Regions from separate parts of the Homo sapiens genome. Here regions 1, 2, 3 and 5 are each linked to region 4. A link is a loop called in an ENCODE intact Hi-C map of the cell type or tissue named here. Cell type or tissue: PC-3. All regions are shown on one strand.

The links. Peaks named below come from ENCODE experiments on the same cell type or tissue, not always from the same donor. Only the 100,000 strongest peaks of a DNase experiment are listed, where the experiment ranks them.
Region 1: it touches region 4 in a loop (9-fold over the local background); 6 of 110 quality-filtered maps call a loop at or near these places.
Region 2: it touches region 4 in a loop (8-fold over the local background); 14 of 110 quality-filtered maps call a loop at or near these places.
Region 3: a loop joins it to region 4, with 5 times the contacts of the local background. A loop is called at or near these places in 4 of 110 quality-filtered maps.
Region 5: a loop joins it to region 4, with 6 times the contacts of the local background. A loop is called at or near these places in 106 of 110 quality-filtered maps.

Annotation. Positions count from the first base shown.
Region 1 is chr3:182,906,731-182,911,730 of GRCh38, forward strand. All of the region lies in intron 28 of ATP11B (ATPase phospholipid transporting 11B (putative)), which reads left to right. Among named protein-coding and RNA genes, the nearest start is that of DCUN1D1, 71 kb to the right of the region's middle. In PC-3, a CTCF peak has its summit at 2,721; no DNase peak of the experiment used is centred here.
Region 2 is chr3:182,712,142-182,717,141 of GRCh38, forward strand. No RefSeq gene overlaps it. Among named protein-coding and RNA genes, the nearest start is that of LINC02031, 71 kb to the left of the region's middle. RefSeq lists cis regulatory regions at 1,994-2,259, 3,037-3,126. In PC-3, a CTCF peak has its summit at 2,109; a DNase peak (open chromatin) is centred at 2,130.
Region 3 is chr3:183,271,867-183,276,866 of GRCh38, forward strand. The region is part of intron 15 of MCF2L2 (MCF.2 cell line derived transforming sequence-like 2); the gene reads right to left. B3GNT5 (UDP-GlcNAc:betaGal beta-1,3-N-acetylglucosaminyltransferase 5) reads left to right here. Exons shown (of 2, transcript NM_032047.5): 2 at 1-1,519. Among named protein-coding and RNA genes, the nearest start is that of B3GNT5, 21 kb to the left of the region's middle. In PC-3, no CTCF peak of the experiment used is centred here; DNase peaks (open chromatin) are centred at 2,975 and 3,765; H3K4me3 peaks cover 992 bases; H3K27ac peaks cover 3,381 bases.
Region 4 is chr3:183,120,622-183,125,621 of GRCh38, forward strand. It overlaps LAMP3 (lysosomal associated membrane protein 3), which reads right to left. Exons shown (of 6, transcript NM_014398.4): 6 at 1,594-3,593. The coding sequence ends at 3,460. Among named protein-coding and RNA genes, the nearest start is that of MCCC1, 24 kb to the left of the region's middle. In PC-3, a CTCF peak has its summit at 1,893 (motif pointing right); DNase peaks (open chromatin) are centred at 1,810 and 3,460; H3K27ac peaks cover 2,830 bases.
Region 5 is chr3:183,380,029-183,385,028 of GRCh38, forward strand. The region is part of intron 2 of MCF2L2 (MCF.2 cell line derived transforming sequence-like 2); the gene reads right to left. Among named protein-coding and RNA genes, the nearest start is that of MCF2L2, 46 kb to the right of the region's middle. In PC-3, a CTCF peak has its summit at 2,549 (motif pointing left); DNase peaks (open chromatin) are centred at 1,323 and 2,533; H3K27ac peaks cover 1,504 bases.

The sequences.
Region 1 (5,000 bases), 210 kb before region 4:
TGAACCCCCACACCTGGCTCATAAATTTTCATAGTTGTATCTGTTTTAAAAAAAAAAAAAAGAAGAAGAAGAAGAAGGCCGGGCATGGTGGCTCACGCCTGTAATCCCAGCACTTTGGGAGGCTGAGGCGGGTGGATCATGAGGTCAGGAGACCGAGACCATCCTGGCTGACACGGTGAAACCCCGTCTCTACTAAAAATACAAAAGCAAAAATTAACTAGGTGTGGTGGCGGATGCCTGCAGTCCCAGCTACTCGGGAGGCTGAGGCAGGAGAATGGCATAAACCTGGGAGGCGGAGCTTGCATTGAGCTGAGATGGCACCACTGCACTCCAGCCTGAGCGACAGAGTGAGACTCCGTCTCAAAAAAAAAAAAAAAGAAAGAAAGAAGAATTGATGAGAGCTTGATTTTCTCTTCTCTCGAGGAATAACCCTGACAACCATTTCGAGACCTAATAGGGATATGCAGAATATTTGGATTGGTAGTAATGATGGAGGATAAAATTTCCTGCCACTAATAATTGTATTATTTGGACTAATTGCTATTTTATTTATTGTAATTACTAGTCAAGAAAGTGCTGTTGTCTCATATGGGAGAAGCAGTGATGAAACTTTGTAACAAAGCCACTTGAAAATTGTAAATCTTTTAACCACACTATAAATCAGACCCTGGAACAGGTAGAATAATTTGAAGAATCTGGACTATTCTATAAGATACAGTTTTAAATTAGATTAGTGGATTACCCTAAATGAAAAATTAATCAACTCTGTTATTAAATATCATCAGTTGAAAAGATATTCAAAAGAATCCTGAATTTTTGTGTGTTTTGGTATGCTTCATATGATTATATTTACAGTATATTTCTGTTGCATTGTGCCTTGCTATAGAAAGATGTTTAGGCTTTTTTAATAGGCTCTGATTGAGCGCCAAAGAAAGCTCATGTGAAGAGCTTGCTGCTGCCTAGGATTTATGTTATGCCTTGGATAGTCTACAAAGCAGATAATCTCCTAAGACCTGACTAAAACTATAAAATTGTGTCCTCTGTAATAAAAGGTCCCCACACATTTAAGTTCTAGTGGATATTTCATATGATGTGGATCTGGTACTGCTTTGCTTTAATATGTCCATTAAATGTACAGTACAGCTGAGAATTGGGTTCTTAGAATGTTCCCATTAAATAACAGGAGCCTTATTATGGTGACTTTTGCCAAGGAATGATAAGTGAATTCTCTCTTACAGCCTGTGACATTAATTTACCGTCTGCATTAAATTTGGGGATTTTATCATTTTTCACAGGTATTAATTTCTTCCTCACCTAAATTACAAATTCCTAGTCATATGTTGTTATTTATGTAACCAGTAGAATACATTAAAACAAAAGGCCCTTAGTCCTCTTTCAAACTAAGAATAAGCCAGATTATTAAAATAAATTTACCGAATCAATATAATTCTCATATTATTATTTTCTTTTTTTTTTTTTTTTTTTTTTTTTGAGCTAGACATAGGGTCTCACTCTGCTGCCCAGGCTGGAGTGCAGAAGCACCATCTTGGCTCAATGCGACCTCCACCTCCTGGGTTCAAGCAGTTCTCCTGCCTCAGCCTACAGACGGGCTGGGACTACACACGCAGCTAATTTTTGTATATTCAGTAGAGACAGGGTTTCGCGTTGTTGGCCAGGCTGTTCTCAAACTCCTGGCCTCAAGTGATTCACCTTCCTTGCCTCCCAAAGGTCTGGGATTACAGAAGTAAGCCACCGCACCTGGCCCATATTCTTAGGTATGTAATACATACAGAAATCTCCTTCTCTTAAGAAATCCCTAAAAGACAGTATGGAAGTATTTTATAACAATCTTTCTAAGTTGTTTATTTTACTTAGAGGGAAGGAGAGAGGAAAGGGAGTTTAGAAGAGTGAATATGAGCTTGAAGAATGTTTTGGAGAAACAGGCCTTGAGTAAGATATACCAGTTACCCAGATTTCATCACTACCTGGCTATCTCCATTGCAGTTCTGAATTATGAGATGAAGCTCATTACTTGTTTTAGAGATTTTATGATTCTTAATCAGATTTGAAAATCAGTAACATTTGATGACTTGATTTTACATTAAAAAGAAAAACATTTCCTTAAACACAAACCTCTTCTTTTTTCATTTTTGTTTTTAAAATTAGAGTTTAAGCCTTCTTTCCAAATAACTCCTTGAAGGCCATGCAAGGTGCTCACTTTGATTATCCAGTATATAGAACACCTTTAAGGGCAAAAGACCTAGCATGGTTAATTGTTTGACAGTTATTATCTAAACTTTAAAAAACAAAAACCTTTATTTGATTTGATAGAATGTCATAGGTGTGACTAAAAAATGTTAGAAATGTGAGACATTTTTCTAAAATTTATAAGATTTAAGGAAGGTTGTAAGGTTTCAGGAAAATATTTTGTATAAGCAATAAGAAATGTCTTAGTGTTTATTGTCATTGACATGAAAATAATGGAAATAAAAGCAGTGAGCCAGAATTTATTTCAAAAGGCAATTTCTGTGAAGATGAGCATTTTTATTATCTGTGCATAGTCATGTTGAATAGACATAGTTGTTTTGCTTGACAGCCTTTCTAGCACTAAATTATGTGGTCATTCCTGGGAGCAAGTGTGGTGGAAAGTGAGGCTTACCAATCACAACTTCTAGTAAATTAAAAGTTACCTCTTGGTACCACTAGGTGGGGTCTCACTCCCATTACTATGCTTTTTTTTTCTTTTCTATTATTTAAAAGTGGTCTCCCAAAACATGTAATGATTTCCCCCAAAAATGTAATGATTTCCTCTCCTTACTTTGAATGAAATGGGCTCTAAATGCTCCACTCCCATTCTCCTCACCCAATTATACTGGCAACTATGTCTATACAGGTACTCTGGCCCGAGCTCCCAGTTCCTGAATATTGAGATCAAAGATGTATATATGGGAAAGTAGTAGAGCTTGGAGGTTTGCTAGAGAACAGTATAGCATTTTCTATAGATAGCTTTACAGAAACACAGCCAACATTCAGCATTTTAAAAGCAGCTGAGGCTGGCCACGGTGGCTCATGCTTATAATCCTAGCACTTTGGGAGGCTGAGGTGGGCGGATTGTCTGAGCTCAGAAGATTGAGACCAGCCTGGGCAACATGGTGAAACTTCATCTCTACTAAAATGCAAAAAATTAGCTGGGCGTGGTGGTGTGTGCCTGTAGTCCCAGCTACTCAGGAGGCTGAGTCATGAGAATTGCTTGAACCCAGGAGGCGGAGGTTGCAGTGAACCAAGATCACACCACTGCACTCCAGCCTCCAGCCTGGGCAACAGAGTGAGACTCGGCCTCCAGAAAAAAAAAAAAAAAAAAAAAAGCAGCTGAGTTCTTTTTTTTCTTTAGAGAAAAAAGGAAACATATACATACAAACTATATATTCACATATATATACACTTAGTTCAAAAAGTGATCTGAAGAAGTCATTTCTTAAAATTTTTGACATTTCAAGATGTTTACCTTCTCTGTTGGGATGTCCATATTTTAATAACTGTCCTTCAGTTTTAAAGCAAAGGATGGCCAGGCTCAGTAGCTCACACCTGTAATCCCGGCACTTTGAGAGGCTGAGGTGGGAGGACCACTGGAGGCCAGGAGTTTGAGACCAGCCTGGGCCGTATAGTAAGACCCTGTCTCTACTAAAATTAAAAATTAGCCTGACATGATGACGCACACCTGTAGTAGCTACCCAGGAGGCTGAGGTGGAAGGATTGCTTGAGCCCAGGAGGTTGAGACTGCAGTGAGCTAGGATCGATTGTGCCACTGCACTCCAGCCTGGATGACAGAGCAAGACCCTGTCTCTAAAAATAATAAAAATAAGGTGAAAGGTGATGAATGCAAAGCAAGATGATTACCAGGGTCAGATCCAGACCAAGGCAGTGTCTTGCACATATATGGATACTCAAGCGCTGGCTACCTTCTGGGTGTCATCTCGATGAATTTCTCCCAGTTGATTGAGCACCAGCTTTGAGCAAAGCACATGTTGTTAAACTAAAGTGTCAGACAAGATCCTTGCTCTTTTGAGTTTCTGGTTTAGTTCTCTCCAAGTAAATGTGGTGAAGGACCAGTTTGTTATTTTCTTGTTTTGTTTTAATTTCCAGTTTATCTTGAGCCAGTGCTTTTACAAATACAATAAAAATGAATTATAGGAAAATTAAATCTAAAAGATATATAAAATAAGCCCCAATTTTTAAATTATTGAATTTAACAGTTATAAACATACTTTGTCCAACTGCTGTAAAAATTTCTAAGCTCTTATTCTCACAGATTAGAAATGCTTATTTCTTCATGGGCCAGTAATAGTGTTTATGGATCAGCATTGATCTATGGACCACACTGTGAGTCACAACTGGTCTTTTTGCAAGGGGACAGTACCACTCCCTTACACTTAGGCTAAGCTTCTGCGGAATACACACCACACTGCTGCCCACACATAGCCACTCTTTCTCCTCCTTCAGCCTGGAATATCTTTTCCCCCCCATCTCCTGCTATTGAAATGCCCCCCCCCGCTAAGTCCTTTAAGATGTATTTTAAATGCCACCTTTTTCATCAAATCTTCATGCCCTCCCACCAGTACCACTAACAGCAGCTGGGTTTGAGCTTTCCCTCCTGTTTTCTGAGTAGTCTGCCTCTTATAATCATAAGGCAGGAAGTGCTATGGTAAAGGGGTTTGGGCTCTGCAAGCAAAGAAACCAAGATTCAAGCCCCAGATTAAGTGGGTGACCTTGAACAAATTCTTAACGGTTTCCTCATCTGTAAACTGGGGATGATCATGATGCCTATTCCTAAGGGCTGTTTAAGTTTTCAGTGAGACAATCCATGAGAAGCATCTTACATAGTCACTGGGGCATACGTGGTGAGCACTCCACTAATGTAACTGCTGTTGGTATGTCTTCCTGACTTGTCCTCTCTCCCACCTTCTTCCTTACCTTTAGCTCACCGGATTGAGCACAGGGTT
Region 2 (5,000 bases), 410 kb before region 4:
ACAAAGTCCTTTTATGTGTATCATCCCAAATGAGTCTTAGGACATGATACCAATGTTTATAAATTTCACACAGGTATTTGTCCAAAACAATATTTAACTGAATCATGAATCCTAGTATCAAACAATACAAGTATCACATCACATAATAATACATTTTTAAAACTGAAAGAAACTAACATCTATAGTTAGAAAAATACGTTCCTCCAAAGCAACATGGTATTGGTACAAAAACAGACACATGGACCAATGGAACAGAGTAGAGAACCCAGAAATAAAGCCACTATCCTACAGCCAGCTGAACTTCAAAAAGTCAACAAAAATAAAGGCCGGGCGCAGTGGCTCACACCTGTAATCCCAGCACTTTGGAAGGCCGAGGCGGGTGGATCATGAGGTCAGGAAATCGAGACCATCCTGGCCAACATGGTGAAACCTTGTCTCTACTAAAATACAAAACATTAGCCAGGCATGGTGGCACGCGCTTGTAGTCCCAGCTACTTGGGAGGCTGAGGCAGGGGAATCACTTGGACCAGGGCGGCGGAGGTTGCAGTGAGCCAAGATAGCACCACTGCACTCCAGCCTGGCGGCAGAGTAAGACTCCGTCTAAAAAATTAAAAAATGAAAAAAATAAAAAATAAAAAGTCAACAAAGTTAAGCAATGGGGAAAGAGCTCCCTATTCAATAATGGCACTAGAATAGCTAGCCAGCCATCTGCAGAATAATGAAACTAGATCCATTTTACCATATACAAAAATTAAATCAAGATCGATTAAAGATTTAAATGTAAGACCTCAAACTATAAAAATCCTAGAAGAAAACCTAGGAACTACACTTCTTGACATCAGCATTGATTTATGGCTAAATCCCCAAAAGCAATTGCAACAAAAACAAAAATTGGTAAGTGGGGCCTAATTAAACTAAAGAGCTTCTGCACAGCAAAATAAACTTTCAACAAAGAAAACAGACAACCTACAGAATGGGAGAAAATCTTCACAAACTATGTATCTGACAAAGGTCTAATATCCACAATCCATAAGGAACTTAAATCAGCAAGCAAAAAACAACCCCATTAAAAAATGGGCAAAGGACATGAACAGATACTTCTCAAAAGATATGCGAGCAGCCAACAAACATATGAAAAAAATGCCCCACATCGCTAATCATCAGAGAAGCAAATCAAAACCACAATAAGATACCATCTCACACCAGCCAGAAGGGTTATTATTAAAAAGTAAAAAAAATAACAGATGCTGGAAAGGCTGCAGAGAAAAGGGAACACTTATGCACTGTTGGCGAGAATGTAAATTAGTTCAGCCACTGTAGAAAGCAGTTTGGAGGTTTCTCAAAGAATTTAAAACAGAACTACCATTCCACCCAGCAATCCCAAATCCCATTACAGGGTATATATCTAAAGGAAAATAAATTGTTCTACAAAAAAAGACACATGCACTTGTATGTTCGTTGCAGCACTATTCACAATAGCAAAGACAGAAGCAATCTAGGTGCCCATTAATGGTGGACTAGATAAAGAAAATGTGGTACATGTGCTCCATGGCACACTCTGCAGCCATAAAAATGAACAAATTCTGTTTTTTGTAGCAATGTGGATGCAGCTAAAGGCCATTATCCTAAGTGAATTAACACAGAAATAAAAAAAAATACCGCATGTTCTCACTAATAAGTGGTAGCTAAACATTGAGTACACATGAACATAAAGACGGCAACCACAGACACTGGGTACTACAAGAGGGAGGCGGGAGAGAGGGGAGTGTAGGCTGAAAAACTACCTCATTCTATGTACTGTGCTCACTACCTGGTGATGCAATCATCCATACCCCAAACCTCAGCATCATCACACAATATACCCATGTAACAAACCTACACTTGTACCCCTGAATCTAAAATAAAAGTTGAAATTATTAACAGAGAGAGAGAAAAATGGAAGCAAGGAAGGAAGGAAGGAAGAGAGGGAGGGAGGAAGGGAGGGAGGGAGGGAGGGAAATAGGTTCCTTATCTCTCTAATTCCTGGAGATTAAAGCTACTGAGTCTAATTGTGAAATCAGTTTAAATAGCTGCAGTTTCTCCCACTTAGCATAAGGTGGCACCAAAGGATGTTTTAATTTGTTGCTCAATGCCTTGGACAAAGTGCTCCAGCTAGTCAGAAAACCTAGGAATACAAGCAAGATCTTCTGAACTAACTGAATAACCCTGAGAAGCCTCAGTTGTCAGCAGCTTCCTCGAACCTTTTGTGCCCAAACTTCTGAAACTGTTTCATCTTGGGTAAGAACAGAAAAGTTCTCTTACAAAAATATGCCTAAAAATATCCTACTGTTGAACTATTGCTGGGGTAGATTGTTTGACACCTGCCAGGAAGCTGTGCTTCCTGGTAAACAAAAAGTAACCCATGTACAGTATAGGAAAGCCATCAAATTTAAAATACTAACAAAAAATCATCAATACTACAACTCGGAGATAACCATAGCCTCTCCCCAAAATTTCCACCTCCCAAATTGCCTATTTCTAGCTTCCCACATTTTCTCTTTCCCAATTTCAGCCTCCCAAGTTCTCTACCAATATTTTCCAGTTGTCTAAATTCACAATATTTGAGACATTTTATTCTTTCCTAACAAAAATAGTAATATCTCCCCTAGAACTGTATTGTTTTAAAAGTGCTTAATCGTTGGAGATCTGTGGCACAGCCATGTGAATATACTTAATGCTACTGAACTACACATTTTAAAATGGTTTCAATGCTAAATTGTATGTTTTTACCACAATTAAAATTTTTAAAAATTGTTTTCAAAAGGAAAAAGTGTTTAACCATTAACATTTTTATACATTTAGTTCAAATTAACTTAAGCAGTCCTGTCCATAGTACATTGAACTGTACATAATACATTGCATTTAAAAATGGGCCAATAAGCAAGCTCATGCTAATAAAATAAATCAAATAACCTTGTGACTTTGGGACTCACTGGGCATGTGTTCCAAAGAACATACCATGCCTAGTGCTGTGGATATCAACAGGGCAAGATAAATGTGAAGGTTAAGAGTAGCCCTTCAACTTCAACTGCAATTTCTCCAGCGAGTTAGCCACAAGGTCCAACTGACCACAGGTGTCTCTTTAGATTAGGTGGTGAGAAAAAGACTGAAAAAGTCCTAGTCTTTGGCAACTACAAGATCATTGAGTGTCTAAGTTGTGAGGAAGGAATAAGAGAAAAAGTGAACTAGTTTGTGGTCAGTCCGAGACTCCATCTAGATTTTAGGATGGAGTGGCAGTGAGGGGTTTTGTAGGAGGGGCTTTCACAGATGGAAGTCATACCAAAGTGAGGGTCTATCATCTTAGAATCTCCAAAGGCAGATGGCATGGGTTCAAACCCTAGCTCTGCCACTTACTAGGTGTGTGGTTAGCTTCACAAATAACTTTATCTTAGTGTGTCTACTATCCTCCTCTGTAAAACAGGAACTACAATGGTAATAAAGTAGTACCTATCTCACAAGATGGGTAAGTAAATTAAAAGAATTAATAGTGTGAGGCCAGGCACAGTGGCTCACACCTGTAATCCCAGCACTTTGAGAGGCTGATGTGGGCGGATCACCTGAGGTGGGGAGTTCAAGACCAGCCTGACCAACATGGAGAAACCCCATCTCTAATAAAAATACAAAATTAGCCAGGCATGGTGGTGCATGACTGTAATCCCAGCTACTCAGGAGGCTGAGGCAGGAGAATCGCTTGAACCTGGGAGGCGGAGATTGTGGTGAGCCGAGATCGTGCCATTGCACTCCAGCCTGGGCAACAAGAGCAAAACTCTGTCTCAAAAAAAAAAAAAAAGAATTAATAGTGTGGCACTTGACATACAGAAAGCACCCGTGTTAGCCAGGATGGTCTCGATCTCCTGACCTAGTGATCCGCCCACCTCGGCCTCCCAAAGTGCTGGGATTACAGGCTCAAGTCTGCTTTTAGCTTCCCTATCTTAGTACACCTAAAAGGGAAAGGAATGTGCTTATTAAGGCCCACTGTTTCACTGAGACCCACTGTATAGGTGTGAAGTTTGGTGATTACCCAGGAGATTTTCCCCAGCTCCTTCTGTGTGGGAGCTGTCTTATCTGTGTTTTACTGTTTGCTCTTTCAGGCTGCTTGTTGTTAGAAGAGAAGTGACTTTTTGAACTGCATGAGATTAGAAAGGGAGCTATGTCTGAGCTGCTTTTTGTTAAAAGGAAAGTTTTCTGCCAGGGACTCACCTAAATAATTTCTCTCTGCCTCCTATAACATATTTCCCCCCTCTGAAATGGAATCCCTAACTGCCGTTAGGGGGAATTGGGTGATGACTTCTTCTGGCTACTTCCTGCTGGAGAGGGGCATTGTGTGGGGAACAGCAGCTAGGGCTCCTCCTGGGGTTGATTTAAGGGTTCCTGGTAGAAGGGAGGTTTCATTTTCAGCTTTATTTAAAGCACCATTTGAAGCTTGGTGGTTTCTAGGTGAGAAGAGATAAAGTTTACAAGGGGGCTTAGAATATAGGGTTCAACTGTGAGTATTAAGACTGCCATTATTAATGGGGGCACAATAGGCCATAACCATGACTACTGAGTTTGTTTGATACCTGCAAGCCATTTAAATGGATTGTGCTATTGTAAGTGGGTGTATGGGGCTTGGCTTTGTTTAGCTTCCTTGGTCTCACCTTCCCTGAAAAAAAGGAAACCTTGGGGTTATAGGTTACCTGTCAGTATTTGTAGGATAATTGCCCAGAACTAGAACATGTTTCCAGATTTTTACATTACCCATGCTTTTTTGTTTCCTTTGAGCTGCAGCCAGAGATTGACAGAAATAAACAGGGTTAGTTTAAAATGTAGGCAAGAACTTAAAAACAATTAATGAGACTACAAGCCAATGACAGATGTATAAGTTTTAAAACATAATTTTTCTCTCTTTAGTCCTCATTTTTGTTAAAAACAACTTATGGTAGGACTGAGCTGTTTGCAAAACAGACTTTAGTTTTAAACTT
Region 3 (5,000 bases), 150 kb after region 4:
GTCTCCATAATTTTATAAAATGAAATCTTAGTGTCTAAATCCTTGTACTGATTACTAAAATTAACCCACTCCTCCCCAACAAGGTCTTATAAACCACAGCACTTTGTTCCAAGTTCAGAGTTTTAAATTGAGAGCATTAAACATCAAAGTTATAATATCTAAAACAATTTATTTTTCATCAATAACTGTCAGAGGTGATCTTTATTTTCTAAATATTTCAAACTTGAAAACAGAGTAAAAAAGTGATAGAAAAGTTGCCAGTTTGGGGTTAAAGCATTTTTAAAGCTGCATGTTCCTTGTAATCAAAGAGATGTGTCTGAGATCTAATAGAGTAAGTTACATTTATTTTACAAAGCAGGATAAAAATGTGGCTATAATACACACTACCTCCCTTCACTACAGAAAGAACTAGGTGGTGTCTACTGCTAGGGAGATTATATGAAGGCCAAAATAATGACTTCAGCAAGAGTGACTGAACTCACTCTAAGGCCTTTGACTGCAGAGGCACCTGTTAGGGAAAATCAGATGTCTCATATAATAAGGTGATGTCGGAAACACGCAAAACAAAACGAAAAAAGATTTCTCAGTATACACAACTGAATGATGATACTTACAATTTTTAGCAGGTAGCTTTTTAATGTTTACAGAAATTTTAATTTTTTTCTATTTTGAAATTTGAGGCTTGTTTACATTGCTTAGATAATTTAGAATTTTTAACTAATGTCAAAACTACAGTGTCAAACATTCTAGGTTGTAGTTACTTTCAGAGTAGATACAGGGTTTTAGATCATTACAGTTTAAGTTTTCTGACCAATTAAAAAAACATAGAGAACAAAAGCATATTTGACCAAGCAACAAGCTTATAATTAATTTTTATTAGTTGATTGATTAATGATGTATTGCCTTTTGCCCATATATACCCTGTGTATCTATACTTGGAAGTGTTTAAGGTTGCCATTGGTTGAAAACATAAGTGTCTCTGGCCATCAAAGTGATCTTGTTTACAGCAGTGCTTTTGTGAAACAATTATTTATTTGCTGAAAGAGCTCTTCTGAACTGTGTCCTTTTAATTTTTGCTTAGAATAGAATGGAACAAGTTTAAATTTCAAGGAAATATGAAGGCACTTCCTTTTTTTCTAAGAAGGAAGTTGCTAGATGATTCCTTCATCACACTTACTTAAAGTACTGAGAAGAGTATCTGTAAATAAAAGGGTTCCAACCTTTTAAAAAAGAAGGAAAAAACTTTTTGGTGCTCCAGTGTAGGGCTATCTTTTTAAAAAATGTCAACAAAGGGAAAATAAACTATCAGCTTGGATGGTCACTTGAATAGAAGATGGTTATACACAGTGTTATTGTTAAAATTTTTTTACCTTTTGGTTGGTTTGCATCTTTTTTCCATATTGTTAATTTTATACCAAAATGTTAAATATTTGTATTACTTGAATTTTGCTCTTGTATGGCAAAATAATTAGTGAGTTTAAAAAAAATCTATAGTTTCCAATAAACAACTGAAAAATTATCATGAGATGTGTATTTAAACTTTTTCATGAACATTGCTTATATAATCATTCCTTCTGTCTTAATGTACTACATGGTCTTAGCCCTGTTCCTATAGGATTATCATGTTCTCTGCATTATAGAGCCACCTAAGATGTACTTTTTGTTAAATGACTCATGCTGGAATATCTGGATGGGGAGATGTTCTTTCCTAATGTAGTCATGTGCCACAAAATGACGTTTCGGTTAACGATGGATCACATATATGATGATAGTCCCATGAAATTGTAATGGAACTGCCCTATACAGGTGTACCATTTTTTATCTTTTATTTCAGATTTTTACTGTACCTTTTGTATATTTAGATGTGTTTAGATACACAAATACTTTCCATTGTCTTACAATTGCCTGCAGTATTCAGTACAGCAACATGCTGTACAGGTTTCTAGCCCAGGAGCAATAGGCTCTACCATATATCTAGGTGTCTAGTAGGCTATTCCATCTAGGTTCTCGTATGTATAACCTGGGATGTTTGCACATCGATGTGGTCACCTAAAGATGCATTTATTGGCCAGGCGCCATGGCTCACGCCTGTAATCCCAGCACTTTGGGAGGCCGAGGCAAGTGGACCACCTGAGGTTAGGAGTTTGAGACCAGCCTGGCCAACATGGTGAAACCCCATCTCTACTAAAAATACAAAAATCAGCCAGGTGTGGTGGCACACACCAGTAATCCCAACTACTCGGGAGGCTGAGGCAGGAGAATTGCTTGAACCTGGGAAAGGGAGGTTGCAATGACCTGAGATTGTGCCACTGCTCTCCAACCTGGACGACAGAGCGAGACTGTCTCAAAAAAAAAAAAAATGCATTTCTCAGAACTTATCCTCATTGTTAAGCAATGCATGACTATAATCTGTTGAGAGAGGGATGAAATCACCTGTAGTTATAGCGCTTTAAGATACCATTTGAAAAGGTTACGTTTTCCTTTTCTTTGACACGGTTAGCTGTCTGAAATACAGTCAATTTTAACCCTAATCTCTTAATATCAGGAATGCCCTTACACCTACTTTGGAGTGTCTGGTGCTTCGATATAGTTGCATGTAATGTGCTCTCATCTGTTTTTACCTGATTCCTGCTCAGTTCTTCACATGGCATATTGTGTAACTCAATCTATATTTAAAACTTGTAAGCATCCGAATTATTTGTTTATGGTAGAACTTTTTACTTGCAAGTCGTGGTAGGAGTGTTTGTAGTTGGTACTAAAATGTGATGACTTGGAAGAATTAATTAATGACCTATATTTGGGGACTTTAATTGGATGCTATAGCTGCAATGAGAATAGAACCAGAGAACTCTTGATATGCAAGGTTATTCATTCTGTGATAATAATGAGAGGAATATTCGATGTCTCTTTGAGTCAGTTTTCCTTCCGATCACTTCCGCATTCTGCAGTGACACAATCCTTAATCATAGCTTTCATTACAATATTCCTTTACTCCAGACCTCAAAGACTCCTCACTGCCTCCAGCATCAAATCTAAACTCTTCTACCTGGTTTTCAACGCCCTACGTAAACTTTTCCTCCTTCATTCCCTATAGCTTGGTTTTTTTTTTTTTATCACTGCCACTATTATCTATCACAAATGTCAATCATGACCATACCTTGCTTAAGTTGGTTTCCCTTGCCAAGAGCACTGTTTTTCCTATACCTGTTGAAATTTTGGAAATCCAATTCTACCTCCTCTCTTCCCTTAAGCATCTCTTCCTTCCCTTCTCCCCAAATTTATATTTAGTCACATATATTATCGTACTACCTACTAATCATTCCATGTGTTTTTTTACGAGCTGTAAGTTCTGAAGGCAACCATGCCTTGTACAGTGTCCACTTAGGGTTCTGAATAATTAATCATCTCCCCAAAATCTGAAAGCCTTCTATATACCAAGCAAATTTGTTTAGTTATGCAGCAAAACTCAAATCTATAAAATCAAAAAGGAATAAGGAAATACAGATTAAACAGTTGCAGCAAAGACTGGTGATCTTAAGGTATTTAGTCAAAGCTGGTGGTAGAACAAAAACAGTAGTCTTACAGATTCTACCTCTTGATTAACTCAGTGGCTAATTTTGCCTTTTCTCAAAGTTCTTTTGCAAGAACATAAAGATATTTTTGTTTCTTTAGTTGAGTGCTGTAACTTTATTCCTTTGTGTTTCTCATAAGTATGATTTGGCAGTCTGCCATACGTTTTTTGTTTTTTTTCTTCCTCTTTGAGACAGGGTTTTGCTCTGTCACCCAGGCTGCAGTGCAGCTGTGTGATCACAGCTTAGCTCACTGCAGACTTAGCTTCCTGGGCTCAAGCAATCTTCTCACCTCAGTCTCCTGAGTAACTGAGACTACAGGTGCACCCCACCACATCCCGCTAAATGTTTTAATTTCTTGTGGAGATGGTGTCTTCACTATGTTGCTCAGGCTGGTCTTCAACTCCTGGGCTCGAGCAATCCTCCTACCTCAGCCTCCCAAAGTGTTGGAAAGTGTTGGGATTACAGACCTGAGCCACCACACCTGGCCTGTTATAAGTTAATACAATAATTCATCAACTAACTTAAAGAACACTAAGACTCTTACAAAAGTAGGTATGAGTTTTAGTAAAAGTCTCAAAAGATAAACTGTCACTTAAGGAAAACTAGAGAACATATCATTGCCAAATGGTGTTTTTCAGAGATTATACCATTCAACGCCCACATGCTGAATTGGGCCATTCATTATAACTCCAGGAACATGGCAATCAGTAAGAGCCCACATGTTTCTTTGAATACACCGTAAGTGAAAGAATATAAAGTAGTCTAGTTAATATTATGTTTAATCAAGGAGCACATTCCTAAAGATGTTTGTTCATTCATTCTACAGACATTTTTCAGAGGCCTGCTAAGAGTCAAGCATTATGATAGACGCCATGGATAAAAGCTTACAAGTCAACCAGCGTGGGTATAAATAATGTGACTAGCACTAGAACAGGTATCATGATGGGGATTCTGAGTATAAATATTTTTTTAAAATAAATTTCCCCGTGTTATTTTTGGCTTTTACCTCCCTAATTTAGGCTTTCTAAATGGCACAGCATTTCTGAGGATGCAAACACCTTTCTACAGAGCAAAAACAGCATTTGTATAAATTTGTGTCTTTGGGGAACCAAGAGACTTTAAATGTGTTTAAACCAATAATTCAGTCAATATCAACATTAGCTTACATGTAATATTCTCTTGATAGCCCAATTTTTTAAAACACTGTATTCTTAGAAGTTTGGTTTCTAAGATGTCACTTTAAGCTCTTTTGCTTGTTGCTTTTGTGGGATCCACAAATTTTGTTCTCAGGTACATAAATGAAGGTTAGTATAGAGGATAAATATTATGATTCTTATCTGGGAAAGACAGGTGCTGAGGTGTAAAAGAGAGGATCCTCGCCACCCATGCCCCGCACCCCCTCGCCCCCTGCACCCACGGATGTGCAGT
Region 4 (5,000 bases):
GACCTTACAAAGCAAGAAAAGTGTGAGAAGAACAAAGGTGGGGCAGATTGGGTAGGGGCTGGAGCCATCCTGGCTACTTTCTTTTAGGAAGGTGAAGCCGTGACGTCAGTGCTGTAGACCAATGGGTCAACACCAGACCCTGTGGTCAATGGACCTTCATCACCAGGGATTGGGAGGCTGTGCTCCTGAGGAGGTGCTACACCTGGGGCAGGGTTGGAAGCAGGCTGGAAAGGGCCTTGCTCTCATCATCCCTTGTATATGTTCCTATTAATCCACTTATCTTAGTATATATACTGGAATTTATTTACTGAAGTTCCCTCCAAAAAGTAAACCACGAATTCCACAATGTTCACCTTGACAGTAGGCACCTGAGGTAGGCAGCATCCACGCTGCCTCCAGGGGTTCCTCCCTCTCCCGGCGCTGTGGTTGGAAGGTGTCCCCCAAACCATATGTTGGAAACTTAATCTACAATGCAACAGTGTTGAGAAGCGGGACCTTTAAGAGGCAGTGGGGTCATGATGGCTCTGCCCTCGTGGATGGATTAATGCTATTATTACAAGTGTGGGGCCCCCTCTTGCTCTCTCTTCTGTGTCCTCGCACCATGTGATGCCTTTTACCATGTTACAAGGCAGCAAGAAGATGCACATCAGATTTGGCCCTTCCATCTTGGACTTCCCAGGCTCCAGAACCATGACCAAATCAACTTCTATTGCTTGTAAGTTATCAAAAAATCTGTGGTATTCTGTGATAATGGCACAGAATGGACTAAAATCTGATATTCGAGCCCTTGTGTAGTCCCCTTCCACAGTGTACCAGAGATGGTTTGTGTGAACCATAAACAGACATGCGATAGTATGTTTCTTCTGTGATTAGGTTATAAAAATATGACGGCTTTCATCTTGGTCAGTCTCTCTCTCTCTCTTTTTTTTTGAGATGGAGTCTCGCTCTGTCGCCCAGGCTGGAGTGCAGTGGCATGATCTCGGCTCACTGCAACCTCTGTCTCCCGGGATCAAGCGATTCTTCTGCCTCAGCCTCCCGAGTAGCTGGGACTACAGGTGCACACCACCATGCCCAGCTAATTTGTTTGTACTTTTAGTAGAGACGGAGTTTCACCATATTGGCCAGGTTGGTCTCAAACTCCTGACCTCGTGACCTGACTGCCTCGGCCTCCCAAAGTGCTGGGATTACAGGTGTCAGCCACCGCTCCCAGCCCTCTCTCTCTTTCTCTCAGATCACTATGGGTAACTAATATAGGACCTCTTATTTATCTCAGCTCCTACAAGAGTATCTGGCATTTAGCAAATCCTTATCAATGCTGATCAAATGAATGAATGAACAAACGTGGCGACATTTAAGCAAACTAGTAATGCAGTCAGTCTAAGCTAAGAGTTGAGACATTTCATATGTAACTTTAATGTGGTTTATCTTCTCAGGAATTCCTACCAAGTGATAATGTGGCAATGGAGAATAGAATGAAACAAATTATAGAAAGATGATTTAACTTATTGATCGGAGCAAAAACCTAAGATGATTGTAAACAAAATTTATACAGCACAAAAATGAATCATAAAAAATAAATGACATGCACAAATCTCCAAAGTAAGTTTTTATTACAAAAACCTTTACTACAATTCAATGTTTTATTAAGACTAAAGTCAGGACCTTGCCAACTTACTGAGTCATAAGGAAACACATGAGGAAAGTCAACATGGTCTCTAGGCTGACTTGAATTATTCCTTGACTAAGAATTCTAGGGTTATGTGGACTTTTCTGTTAACATCCTGACTTAGTTCCTTTCTTTAGCAGCAAAAAAAACAGCAGAAATAAAATTCTTGGCAGGCTGCTCTACAGAATAAAGTGAACAATAGGAAATATGGATATGAAGTGCAGAAGCAGCAAGTTACCACAAGATGGGGCTATACACTCAAGAAAGAACAGTTGGTTAGCGAAGTTTCTCTATTATCAAAAAAATTTAAAAATACTTTGAGTTTATTTGATGCCTTCATCTTTACAGCCCAGCTAAGCAATCCCATAAAAATGAGCAACTGACTAATGTTTTACAAAGCCCCTCAGTCTCCTTCCAGAGAGTGGAGGATTTATTAAGGATAGGCTATTTTGTTATCTGCAAAGCTCTCCTTTCATCTACCCTAATGTCTCATGATCCTGGATAAACCCATTTCCCTGTAAGGTGAGCGTATGCTGGTATGAGGTGTGAGCCTTCAGGCAGAGTGTGGTGTCATTGTTCTTGTAGGTAACTTGGTGTAGGGAGAAGACCAAAGACCTTGATGTCAGACCAACATGAATTCAAGCTCTGGCTCTGCCATCAGTTAGCCAGGTGACATTTAAGTGATTCAGTTCCCTTAAGTCTCAGTTTACTCATTCACCTATAAGTTGTGAGAATGAAATGAGATATAGATAAAGTGCTTAGCCTAGACTCTGGCACTTTGTTAATAATTAAGGGCCATTATTATTGTCTCTTGCTTATTGTTTAGTTCTACCATCTGTAGCCACCTAATTCTTAGTCTAGCGATTCTGGAGCAGGAGTCATCAAGATAAAAAATATAAGCTGATTTGTTCTTTTTGTTGGTTTTACATAAAAACACTTAGACAACCTGAGATATGTTGTTCTTTTTGATGATTAAAAAAAACATTTAAGGCCGGGCGCAATGGCTCATGCCTGTAATCCCAGCACTTTGGGAGGCTGAGGTGGGTGGATCACCTGAGGTCAAGAGTTCAAGACCAGTCTGGCCAACATGGTGAAACCCCGTCTATAATAAAAATACAAAAATTAGCCAGGCGTGGTAGTGTGTGCCTGTAATCCCAGCTACTCGGGAAGCTGAAGCAGGAGAATCACTTGAACCCGGGAGGCGGAGGTTGCCATAAGCCGAGATCGTGCCACTGTACTCCAGCCTGGGTGACAAGAGTGAAACTCCGTCTCAAAAAACAAAAACAAATTTAAAGTGGAAAAGGAGTTAAGTGCTACACCAGGAATATGTATGTTACATGAAACCATAAAACACAGATAGTAAAAGCACTGAAAGTCCATTTGATAACAAAGCAAAGGCTTTGTTAAGATCAAGGGTAAAATAAAATCTTCAATGCACACACAGTAGTATTAGTTACAATTGACCCTTGGTTTATAATTTGAAGGCTTATTCTACTTTACATATATTATGTTAATTCAACATATCTCAAATGTTGACTTTGAGTGGCTAAAATATTCTAAAGGAAACTAGAAAATAAACAGCTCACTATATCTTTCATAAAATAAACAAAAAGTATTTAGAAATTGATGTGCTGCCTGAACTTAAATCACACATGACTCACTTCATTTGAATAGAAGATGGTGGTTTACATTGTTTGAAGGACCCACACTCTGAGGGAATTTCCCAACATCCATCCTGGAAGGGATGAAAGAGTTCTCTAAATTCCATTATTTTCATTCCCCCCGGGCAACAATTAGATTCTCTGGTATCCAGATGATTGACACCTTAGGCGGATTTTATAGACACCCATACCCATAAGGCAGAGACCAACCACGATGGCCCCAATCACAGGAAGCACAATTGTGTAGTCAGACGAGCACTCATCCACTAAGAGAGAAAACAAATACAATACAGTGGGTAAGGTTTGGTGATGCAGTCCAGAAAGCAGGCTAGAGGGGAAAGAAGATGAGCTTTGGCATCAAACAAAGCTTGACTTTTAACTCCACCATTAACTAGCTTTGTGACCTTGGGCAGGTAATTTACCCTTGCAATTTCCTAATTTATAAAGTAAGCAAATAATATGTAAGACTGTCAGAAGATTAAATAACCATATTTTCTTAGTAATTAACATTCAATAATCATAATCCTTATTTCCTGAACTGAGTAAGAAGTCACTCCAGGCATACTCCCTGCTAAGTGGGATATGCTTACATAAAAGAGACCAGCCGGGCACAGTGGCTCACGCCTGTAATCCCAGCACTTTGGGAGGCCGAGGCGGGCGGATCATCTGATGTCGTGAGTTTGAGACCAGCCTGACCAACATGGAGAAACCCCATCTCTACTAAGAATACAAAATTAGCCGGGCGTGGTGGCACATGCCTGTAATCCCAGCTACTCGGGAGGCTGAGGCAGGAGAATTGCTTGAACCCGGGAGGCAGAGGTTGCGGTGAGCCGAGATCACACCATTGCACTCCAGCCTGGGCAACAAGAGCGAAACTCCATCTCAAAAACAAACAAACAAACAAACAAAAAACATTTGTGTGACCAGTGACCAGATTACAGATGATCTCTTGAGAAACATGATTTTTATCCACTTTATAAAACATTTTTGTCACTCCTAAGGTTCTATTGTATTACTTTTAGCTAATATTAGAAAACAGACCAAATTATTTATGAGAGCTTAAAAGTGAGAGTTTACAAACTTATCAAGACTGTTTTTTCTTTATACCATTAGAAAACGCTTACTCAATTCATTTAATGTAATTGATTGGGTCAGAGACTAATAAATCTCAACCGAGGAAAGACGGAGGGGTCTGGGGTAAAAGGGGAAGTTGATAGAATACTCTAATGAAGAGACTGGGAGAAAAGAGCAAATAAATGAAGAACCATGTCTTAGTCATTATAGCTAAAAAGATACATGTGTGAGGTCATTGTACGAACTAACACTGAAATTATGTCCTGAACCAAGGATCACCATCAACCCAATTCAGTGTACCTGAGATCTGAGAAAAAAAGTATCAGAAGAGGTCAGAGAAGACAGAGTGGCAATTAATTAAAGATTCCAGGAAAAAGAAAATTTGGACAAGAAAGAAACTGTGATTGTAGTACACGATTTGGCTTGACAGCAGACAATATTTATAAAACTATAATAATGTGTGCCTTAATACCTTACTGATTTACCCAAAAATAGTTGTGTAACCACAAATCTTTATGTGCTATAGCAGGAAGTCTAAAATGGATCAATTAGGAACTATCATGATAAGCTTTTATTTTTTAGAGTTATGGAGATAGCAA
Region 5 (5,000 bases), 260 kb after region 4:
AAATGGTGACCATGATTATAATTATTATTATTACAAGGAAGCAATAATCAGCTTCCCTTCAAGAATTTATAAATAGTAATTTAAGATATCCCTGTGAAAGTAAAAATATGAAAATTCACATTTAATTCAGAGCAGAGACCACCAAATTCAATAGATTCTATTTCCCAGTCCCCTTGCAGCTGCATGGAGCCATTTGACTAAGTTCTAGCCCCACAGTCCCCAAACTGTGTCGCAGGTAAGCAGGGAACCACAGTAAATTCATGGGAGCACTGTGACTGTTTTAAATTTTTGAGGGAAACACAGTGACAGTTGACATCTGTCAGACACCATATGCACTACTACTACCATATGAACTACTTGAGGTAGTTCCCTATTTCTTTTTCCTTTTATTGAGACAGAGTCTCGCACTGTCGCCCAGGCTAGAGTGCAGTGGTGCAATATCGGCTCACTGCAACCTCTGACTCACAGGTTCAAGCGATTCTCCTGCCTCAGCCTCGTGAGTAGCTGGGATTACAGGCGTGCACCACCATACCCAGCTAATTTTTGTATTTTTAGTAGAGACGGGGTTTCATCACGTTGGCCAGGCTGGTCTCAAACTCCTGACTTTAGGTGATCCACCCGCCTCGGCCTCCCAAACTGCTGGGATTACAGGCATGAGCCACCACGCCCAGCCCAGGTAGTTCCCAACTTCAACATCAAATTGCATTATATTCTTGCAGATGGTGTTGCATCTTTATAAAGCTGGGGGTTTGGTACTTGCTGGAATAAAAAGCAAAAACAGTGTGCAAATCAATGTGGAACAAGACATAAAGGTGGTGATATCTAGTTTGATTGCAAGGTTTAAGATAGTTGTAGTTATTTAAGAATAAAAATGAGAGAAAAAATAATATTTTAATTTATATGTATTATTTTTTCAAACAGCTACTAAGTTGTTAGGACATAGATACATATTAAGTTGTTTGACATGTTAGTTATTGCTTTTGGCCTAGGGGGGCCATGAAAAAAAGACTGAGATGCTAAGGCGCAGAGAATTGAGAGGGTTTGGGAACCTCTGCCCTAGCCAGTAGTATAGGAGCTTAAGCTGCATGCACCTCCCAAGTTATGTCCTTGAAGAGAAACCACTTGAAGAGGAATCATGGCTCTCAAGGCAAGGCCAACTACAAATGACTGAATGTATTCAACATATCTGAGACACACATATCAGTGTGGGGTGTGGTTAGTGGGGACTGTGTGATTAATGAGGATGTGTGGTCCACGAAGAAACTATAGAAGAGGAGGACTCAGAGGAGCAAAGGCGGGCAGTGTACAGCCAATGCTATTCTAAGGAGAGAGGGCCAGCCCACTCTGAGAGTCCAACCCACGTTACCAGTCTATCTGATGACACCACTGTAAGATCATCCAGCCAACTCTCTGGTGCTGACTCCAAGCCTGATAAGAATCTTCTGTTTATAATCTGATTTTCCAAGTAAATTGTAAACTTGTTTCAAGAAAAGGAATGTGTTATTGAGCAAACATAAGTATATTATGTAAAGAATAAGTTAGCGCTGTGGTTTTTCTGCATGAGTCTCTTGTGAGTGTTGTTAATATGGGTCTTAGGTGCTCAGAAACCAATTGCTGTAGAACGAAACCATGTGAGATTTGTCTGGATGGTCAGTCATCCCTCCACAGAAGGTACCTCTTTATTAATCCTATATGTTTACTCTAAATTTCCAAAGATGAGATCTACAGATTAGATGTTTATCAAGACAAGTATATTGAACTACCTCATTACAGTGACTGATGAGGATATTAACAGCTTTCATCTAATAATATTCTTCCTCTTTGCAGTTTCACAACTATGGGAAGTTTCAGAGAAATGTGCATTCAGAGAATTTGCGTCTTTGAAAAGCTAAATTAAGATGCATTATAACACTGTAGTAATTGCATAATCAACATTTGCTGAGGGACTGGCTAAAACATTTCAAGGAACTGAAATACCCTAAAATATTCACTAGAATGTGATTATGCCATTTAATTTCACCTTTTATTATTATTATTATTATTATTATTAGATGGAATCTCGCTCTGTCACCCAGGCTAGACTGCAGTGGTGTGATCTCCGCTCACTGCAACCTCCGCCTCCCAGGTTCAAGCAATTATTGTGCCTCAGCCTACCGAGTAGCTGGGATTACAGGCACATGCCACCACGCCCAGCTAATTTTTGTATTTTTAGTAGAGACGGGGTTTCACCATGTTGGCCAGGCTGGTCTCGAACTCCTGACCTCAACTGATCCGTCTGCCTCGGCCTCCCTAAGTGCTGGGATTACAGGCGTTGAGCCACCACACCCGGCCAATTTTACCTTTTTATAGTTGACTGTATTAAAGCCATCCTCACCTAAATGAAAAAAGGTGAAGTTTTCTTCTACCTTGGTTACTACCAATACTGAACAGCAGAGAGGCCCTAAGGTTAACTGTGCACACCCACCTACTGTTGAATATTAGTCTTAAGAGGCAGAAGCATCAAGGAAACAGAGCTGGACTTAACTGTGGGGCAACCTACAACATGGCATCTAGTGCCACCTTCTGAGGAAACGCGGTAATGCAATAGGAAGAAAGAATAATTATTCCAAAGTCCAGTGCATTCCTTGAATGCAAGGAATACAAACAACCCCAAATTATTTGGTACTAAGTAAAATGATAACTTAAAATAAACTTTACTCCTCCTACTATGATTTTGTACCTTTTCATTAAGTGAAAGACAAATAGTTTTAGTGCAGAAAACATTAAGCGCTTGGGGTACATAAGGTGATTGCTGAAAGGGCCCTGGTGATAGCTGGCATGAAGGCTTCATGCACAGGTGAATTGAGAATACAGGAAATCCTACAGGAAGATGGCAAAGACCAATGATGGGGAAGGTTGCAAAGCATCTTCCTACTGCTCTTTGCCTTCCAGTATCTATTTTCCCTTTCTCCTCTACACAAGGTTTTAACTGGGGAAATGGCAGAACCATTCCCTGGTAAGCACTTTGGAAATCTCAGGGCCTAGGATACTAAATGACCCATTCTCCATAATAAAACAAAGAATTGCCCCACATGCTACGTGACTTCCAAATGTCTTACCAGAGGCTTAATTTAAGTGAAAAATCCATTTAAAATGCTCTGAACCTAGACTCTGTTTTTACAAATAATCATAAAGAATTTTTATATTTATTTATTTATTTTATTTATTTATTTATTTATTTTTTGAGATGGAGTTTCACTCTTGTTGCCCAGGCTGGAGTGCAATGGCACGATCTCGGCTCACCACAACCTCCGCCTCTCGGGTTCAAGCGATTCTCCTGCCTCAGCCTCCCAAGTAGCTGAGATTACAGGTATGCACCACCACACCCGGCTAATTTTGTATTTTTAGTAGAGATGGGGTTTCTCCGTGTTGGTCAGGCTGGTCTCTTAACTCCCGACCTCAGGTGATCCGCCCACCTCGGCCTCCCAAAGTGCTGGGATTGATTACAGGCGTAAGCCACCATGCCCGGCCAAGAGGTTTTTTTTTAATCTTAATAAAGTCACTCCAGGTATCTGATCACCCCACCACATCCCAGCATTTGCACCCATCACATTTTTGGTGACTCCAAATTGAGGGGCAAGCACCTCTTTCATTATTCTCATGTAGCTAGACATGCATGTGGAAATACATACTATTGAAAGATATGTTACTTTACTATAATTAGTTTCCTTTGATTCCTCCTTTACAGTTCCTTATATTTTATTTTTTAATTTTTAAAAATATGTGCATAGGTAGGTGTGGCTGTTCACCTAAGTTTTCCCTTCCTGGGCATATAGCTACACTACATTTCCCAGCTTCCCTTGCTGTTAAGTTTGTTCAAATGACTGTGACAAGTTCAAGTCAATGGAATGTGCTGTATGCTATCTCTGAGCTGAGAATTTTAAGAAGCACTATGCTCCTTCCATGTTCTCTTAGCCTGTCTGCTCCCCAGACACGCATAACAACAATAAGAACCAGAAACTCAAAGGAGCCTTCATTCCTGAACCTCCACATGGAGAAAAGTTGTCTGCTGACCAGGAACATACATGCAGAACTGGTAAAAGAGTAAGAACTTAATTTCTGTTATGTGTGTTTTGAAACCGCCTTTTCAAAATCATGACTGAGACAGTGAAAGGGATCTAACTTAACCCACTCCATCTTGCTTCTAACATCCAAGCTCTCCTTGTTCATTCCTGGGCGTAGGCTGAACTAACTTTGGGAGAAATTTAGTTTAGTTTAAACAAACATGGTAACAGCCCTTTCCTAAAGCAGACCTCCATCTTGCCTGGGGATTAGATTGCCTTTGTAGGACTAATATTAGCCACAAGATTAGAAATGATGGTTTAGGAGTCATGCAGCTGGAGGCTGCAAGGTCCTGACCCTCCCTAAACTGCTCCTAAGATCAGTGCTTGAGATATTTTGCAAACCCTGCACTTGATGGATCAGCTGGCACCATCCAGATCAATAAATGGGTTTACCTGATCTGTGGCCCCCCGCCCAGGAACTGACTAAGCACAAGAAGACAGGTCCGACTCCCTGTGATTTCATCTCTGGCCAATCAGCACTCCTGGCTCACTGGCTTCCCCCCACCCACCAAGTTATCCTTAAAAACTCTGTTCCCTGAATGCTTGGTGAGACTGATTTGAGTAATAACAAACCTCCAGTATCCCACACAACCGGCTCTGCATGAATTACTCTTTCTCTATTGTAATTCCCCTGGTTCTGTCTGGGCAGCAGGCAAGGTGAACCCCTAGGGTGGTTACAGTTGGAGCTCTATACTCTTTGGAGTATATTCGTTGTAGTTGTTGAGCCCACCCTTGCAGATATAGTATCTATAAATTTTATGTTAGGATGGCAGAGGGCAATACAAATCATTTGTTATAAAAAGGAGATATTCAGTCAAACATGACTGAGAACCTTCCCTCTCACCTGCACTACCGAATCCAACAGCCACTAGACACATGTGATTATTAAGCACTTGA